2 separate regions of the Homo sapiens genome follow, and region 2 is linked to region 1. Evidence: chromatin loops called from intact Hi-C (ENCODE). Cell type or tissue: GM12878. All regions are shown on one strand. Region 1 overlaps MGAT5 (alpha-1,6-mannosylglycoprotein 6-beta-N-acetylglucosaminyltransferase). Region 2 has its middle 20 kb from the start of MGAT5.

Evidence for each region. Peaks named below come from ENCODE experiments on the same cell type or tissue, not always from the same donor. Only the 100,000 strongest peaks of a DNase experiment are listed, where the experiment ranks them.
Region 2: it touches region 1 in a loop (2.4-fold over the local background); 10 of 110 quality-filtered maps call a loop at or near these places.

Annotation. Positions count from the first base shown.
Region 1 is chr2:134,281,992-134,284,491 of GRCh38, forward strand. All of the region lies in intron 2 of MGAT5 (alpha-1,6-mannosylglycoprotein 6-beta-N-acetylglucosaminyltransferase), which reads left to right. Among named protein-coding and RNA genes, the nearest start is that of MGAT5, 29 kb to the left of the region's middle. RefSeq lists an enhancer at 378-587. In GM12878, no CTCF peak of the experiment used is centred here; DNase peaks (open chromatin) are centred at 780 and 1,190; H3K4me3 peaks cover 1,225 bases; H3K27ac peaks cover 2,500 bases.
Region 2 is chr2:134,233,021-134,235,520 of GRCh38, forward strand. It overlaps a transcript of MGAT5 not described here. Among named protein-coding and RNA genes, the nearest start is that of MGAT5, 20 kb to the right of the region's middle. In GM12878, no CTCF peak of the experiment used is centred here; DNase peaks (open chromatin) are centred at 583 and 981; H3K4me3 peaks cover 2,012 bases; H3K27ac peaks cover 2,445 bases.

The DNA.
Region 1 (2,500 bases):
AAGTGCCAGTCATTTCTCATCAGTGGTTCACAGAATCCTAACTCTGGGGAGGCAGATGGGTGTCTCCTGGAGATGGTTGTGTGTTCAGGTTTTCTCCTTTCGCTTCTGGCCTCTGTCAGACATGAATGACATGGTGATGAAGATAAACTGCCTTCCCTGTACTGCCCAGGAATGCAATGAGGATTAAGAAGGTGGCTTTTAGCCTGTGTCTATGCCACATGGGGAGGATGGTTGCTCCCTGAGGGCAGAAGGCCATTATTAGCAACTGAGTTGGCCAGGAGTGTGTGCCATGCCGGGCTGGGTGTACGGAGCTGTCAAGCCAGGCACCTGGGGATTAATTTAGCATGGGTTTTCATGCCCCCGGGCTACCAGTGACCATACAGCCATCATCTCTACCTTTGAGTTGATGTGTATAACTGAATAATAGTGCTGTGTTTTCAAAAGGAAAGGCTTAAAAAACAGTGCTTCTGTAGTACAAGGAGGGATGCTCTGCTGAAAATCTGGAAATTACAGCTAAGCAAAAAGATGAAAATACAAAGTAGCTGTTATTCTACCACCCAGAGATCGATTTGTTTCTTTACTAACAGATACGGCAAGTGCCTGTTCTGTGCCAGGCACTGTCTAGGCACTGGAGATAGTGATGAGCAAAACCATCTCTTCTTTCTGGAGATGACACTCCAGCAGTGAAGGCAGATAGGAAACAAATACATAAACACATCTGGTGAAAAATGCTTGAGGAACAGCAAAGTAGGGTAAGAAATTAGCGAAGGAAGTGGGTGCTGTTTCAGGTTTGAGGCTTGTCAAGAAAGCCTCTCTGAAGAAGAGAGATTGAGCAGAGACCCATATTATTGAGTGAGGGAGGCCTGGGGTTCTCCAGCTAGCTGCCAGCAGGATCAGTCTGTACAACAGCCCAGGGCACATTCTTCCTGGGTGCATTTAAGAACCACTGTTGGGCCCTTTTAATTCTAATACAGAAGGTGGCCTATTAAAACCAAAACCGAAAAAAAAAAAAAGGACCCTTTACTGTATCATCTGTCATTTATGTTTCTGCTAGGCTCAAACTAGACTTTTGAGAGAGCAGTGTTGGAACCACAGAAAGGTCTGGATGTGTTAACGCATTGGTTCAGCATGTGATGAGACTTGTGTGCGCAGTACAGACTCAGGCTGCTGGGGTTCAAGTCTGAGTTCCACAGTGGTGCAACTGTGGTGAAGTCATTTAGAGAGGTTAAGTCTCAGTTCTCTCATCTGTACAGCAGAAACTAGCTCATGGGGCCACATGAGAAAGTGTCTGTGGAGGGAGGGCTGGCACATGGTTAAGTGCTCAGGAAATACTGGCTGTTGCTATAATTAACAAAATGTGGTTTTGGCAAATGGTTTTAAGAGGGTCTGTATGTGCCTTTGTTCCATAAGTTTTTAACCAAAACTAAGGAGCCTCGAAAATTATGTTAGAGGCACCAAATGGGGAGCAGGTTCTAGTCATTCATCAAAGAAGGGGCTAAATAAAATCAAGATTTAACAGAAGGATCACACATTTGAGGTAGGGTTTGGAGTTTCAGTCATGAAGTCGGTGCACAGTTTATATAGGGTTCAACTTCTTGTCTGTAGGTGCCTGTCTCTATTCACATTTAAAGCCATTGTTGAGGAATGTAGTATCTTTTTTTTTTTTTTTTTTTTTTTTTTTTACAGAAACTCTTCTCAGTTTGGAGAATGTGGGTGTGTGGCTTTGAGGCTTCAGAATCCCACCGTGAAGTTGTCATTGGTCTTCATGGTTATTTATGAGGCTTGACTTAAGCTGGGTCCTGTTCTTAACAGGAGAACGATACAGCTTCCCCCGGCCGCTGGGTTCTCTTTCTGTGATGCAAGGATACATCGCTGCACTAGGCTCTCTGAGAAATTTGTGACTGGCTAGCAATTAGAGTTGAGAATGTAAACTGGCCACAGATTGAGGAATTCCAGGCTAGAGACTGTGAGCCCTAGTGAAGAAATGTAGGGTCAGGGCTCAGGAGGCTGGGATTAAGCCCACTGCTGACAGAATTGATGCTGAGACCTTCAGCACATCACATTATCTTTGTTTCCTCTTTCAGATCCAGAGATTCATGAGCTTTTATAAGTGGAAAAGATTTAGATGTTCTAACATTTCCTCCAAATGGGAGATTGCAACTTTCCAAAATCCTTGGTGGATGGTTCTCCAGATTTATCTCAACAGTTCTAGTGCTGGAACTTTTAGCTGCCATACTGTTGAACTTTAGTGGGCCACATTTACATAGCCTGTGTCAGGGGTCAACAAACTGTGGCCCATGGGCCAAATTAGTCCACTGCCTAAATTTATAAATAAAGTTTTATTAGAACACAACCTTGCCCATTTGTTTACTTACTGTCTGTGGCTGCTTTCATGCTACAGCTGCAGAATTTAGTGGTTGTACAGGAGACCATAAGGCCCACAAAATTGAAAATATTTCCTATCTGGCTTTTTACAGAAAAAGTTTGCCAACCCCTGGCC
Region 2 (2,500 bases), 49 kb before region 1:
ATGCTAGAAGAATAGTATAGACATTGATTCTTCTTGAATCCAAGATTCAGTTAGCTTAAAATGATGTCATCGTGAGTTGTTTTCCAGGTATGTGTAAATCTGACTTTGTTTTTTGTAGATTGTAAAATATAAGGGTACAGGGCTGGTTCTGTGTTTTATTTTGTTTTCTGTACTTGTTTTATTCATAAGTCTAAAATATAGTGTCTACCAGGGAATGGCTCTATGCAATGAATCACAGTGTAGTTTTGCTTTGAGAGATGGGGTATTACTATGGGTCATAATGAATTCAGTGGAATGGATTTCAGACTTTTAGGTGCTGACCCAGAAAATTCTTTGAAGTAGCAATCTTTACCAATGCTAGGAATTGGGCTAGTCTGCTTTGCTTCCTCATCAAAACTGATGGACAAGATAGAAAATGCCTTTTTATCAGTTACAGTAACATTTTGCTGACACTTGGTGCATTTTTTTTATGTGTTTCACACAGATATGCTTACATCCTTTGAGAAAAGGAACTGAAGGGAAGAAAGAAAACCACAACTGCTTTAGAATAAAACTAGGTCAGCAAAGGCAGATCTTAATGTATTTAGATCAGGCAGAAGGCTAGGTCCTTCCACCTTACTCACAGAGGCCTCTGGGGCTCATTGTAGGAGTCATGAGACTTCTCCAGTAACTCTCATCAAGGATCGGTCACTAGACTAGGCCCTTTGCAAATTTAAACCCTGCAGGTAGACATTTTACAGATAAGGAAACTGGATCTTCATTTCTGTAACTTCAAGAGGGCACAGGGCTGGCTTATGTCAGTGCAGAGATTTTAATCTGAATCTAATTCCCAAGCCTCTCTGCCACACCAGATTGCCTCTCTATTCATGCACAACACTCTAGGTTTGACTCTGGCTCTCTTGAATAATTCCGAAGCAGACTTCTAAGAGAGGATTGCAAAGGCCAACTTCTTTCACAGCTGAGAAGCTGCCTTCTGAGGTGTATCTCTGAGTGGAGAAATCAGAACGCTAGATGCTATGTCCTTTCATGATGGGTAATAATCTCATTAGAGCAGGGAGACTTTGTGGTCTAAAGAGAGAAGGAAACAGTCAGTTGAAAGTTGCTCATGTGTTTCATTTTTCTGTGTTTCTCATACTTTGTTATTGATGTGATGAAGTAGTTGGGGGCTGAGAAGGAAGCCGGGGATTGGGGGCAGGGGTTGGTGGGAGTCAAGACTTACAGGTTCTTCCAAGAGACTCCTAGAGCAGTGATGCCTATAGTTTGCAAGGGCACCACCAGCAGCCATCTTTATTAACCAAGGGGGCTACAAGGACTTTTCCCAACAGATATTAAGTAGTTAGTTCACAGAAAGATTTGAATCTCTTCCTTCAAGAAGTTTGAGTCTCAACAGGGAGCAGATCATAAAGCTAAAAGTCAAATGTATGTATATATCAAGAATTATAAGACTATGGGGGTCCATACATAAGACACAGCAATGTGGCTCTGTCCTTCAACTAGGGTGACCAACGGGGACAAGTTTGTTCACCCTACCTTGACAGTCTTTGTGGCCCTGGGCAAGTCACTTAGGCTTTCTGGATTCTGAGGCCTGCTTCTCTCTCACCAGGTGCTTTTAAATTCCCTTCGTTTCTTGGGATTAGCAATAAGGTGTGACTAAGTCACAAGCTTGTGTTGGGTGGTGAATGAGGGCTGGAAGCCAGTGCTCAGAATCCTTTGAAAGTGATTAGCAGAAGTCAATATTTGAGAACAATACCAGCTGCTGTTTAGAAAGTCCAGAATAGTTGAGCAATTAGGATAAAGTAACAGACACCTGTCATGAGGTGGACTGAGCAGGTGAGTGAGATTGTAAACTGCCTTCAATTCAAGGTCTTGTATATTTGCCTCAGTCTTTTTATAAGACTCCCCAGCTTCAAGTGCTTAGGGTGGTGGTTGTAAGGAAGGTTGCAGATGCGTTTTATTTGGACCACCAGAATTTTTTTTTTAATCTAAATTAGCACCAGCATTTAAGAATACACAGATTTGACCAAAACTCTGGGTTTCTGGCTTCTTTGGAAAATTGGAAGATCTAGCTAACCCAGGCTGTCTTAGCTCAAGTTGTCTGGTGGTTAGAGCTGAGAAGTGGCTGCCCTATCAGAGGGGTGCCTGGTCTTTGGTTCAACACAGCCCCTGTCTCCCCTGCCATGCTCCCCGACCTCATACCTGTTTCTCTTCCCTCAGTACCCTTCTACCCACTTATCTGCCTGGGAAGGTGGTTATCTTAGATCAATAGTTCTCAACTCTGACTGCACCTTAGAGTCTCTTGGGATTGCTTTAAATTATACTGCTTTCCTGGCCCTGTGTAGACCAATTGAATTATGATCTTGGGGAGGGCTACCATTTGTATTTAAAACGTCTTCCAACATGATCGTGATACCCAGTGAGGGTTGAGAAACGAGTACCTCAGCTTGATCCTTGGGTGGGTTTTGATGGAGAGAGAGAAGAGCCACAGAGCAGAGGAATTGAG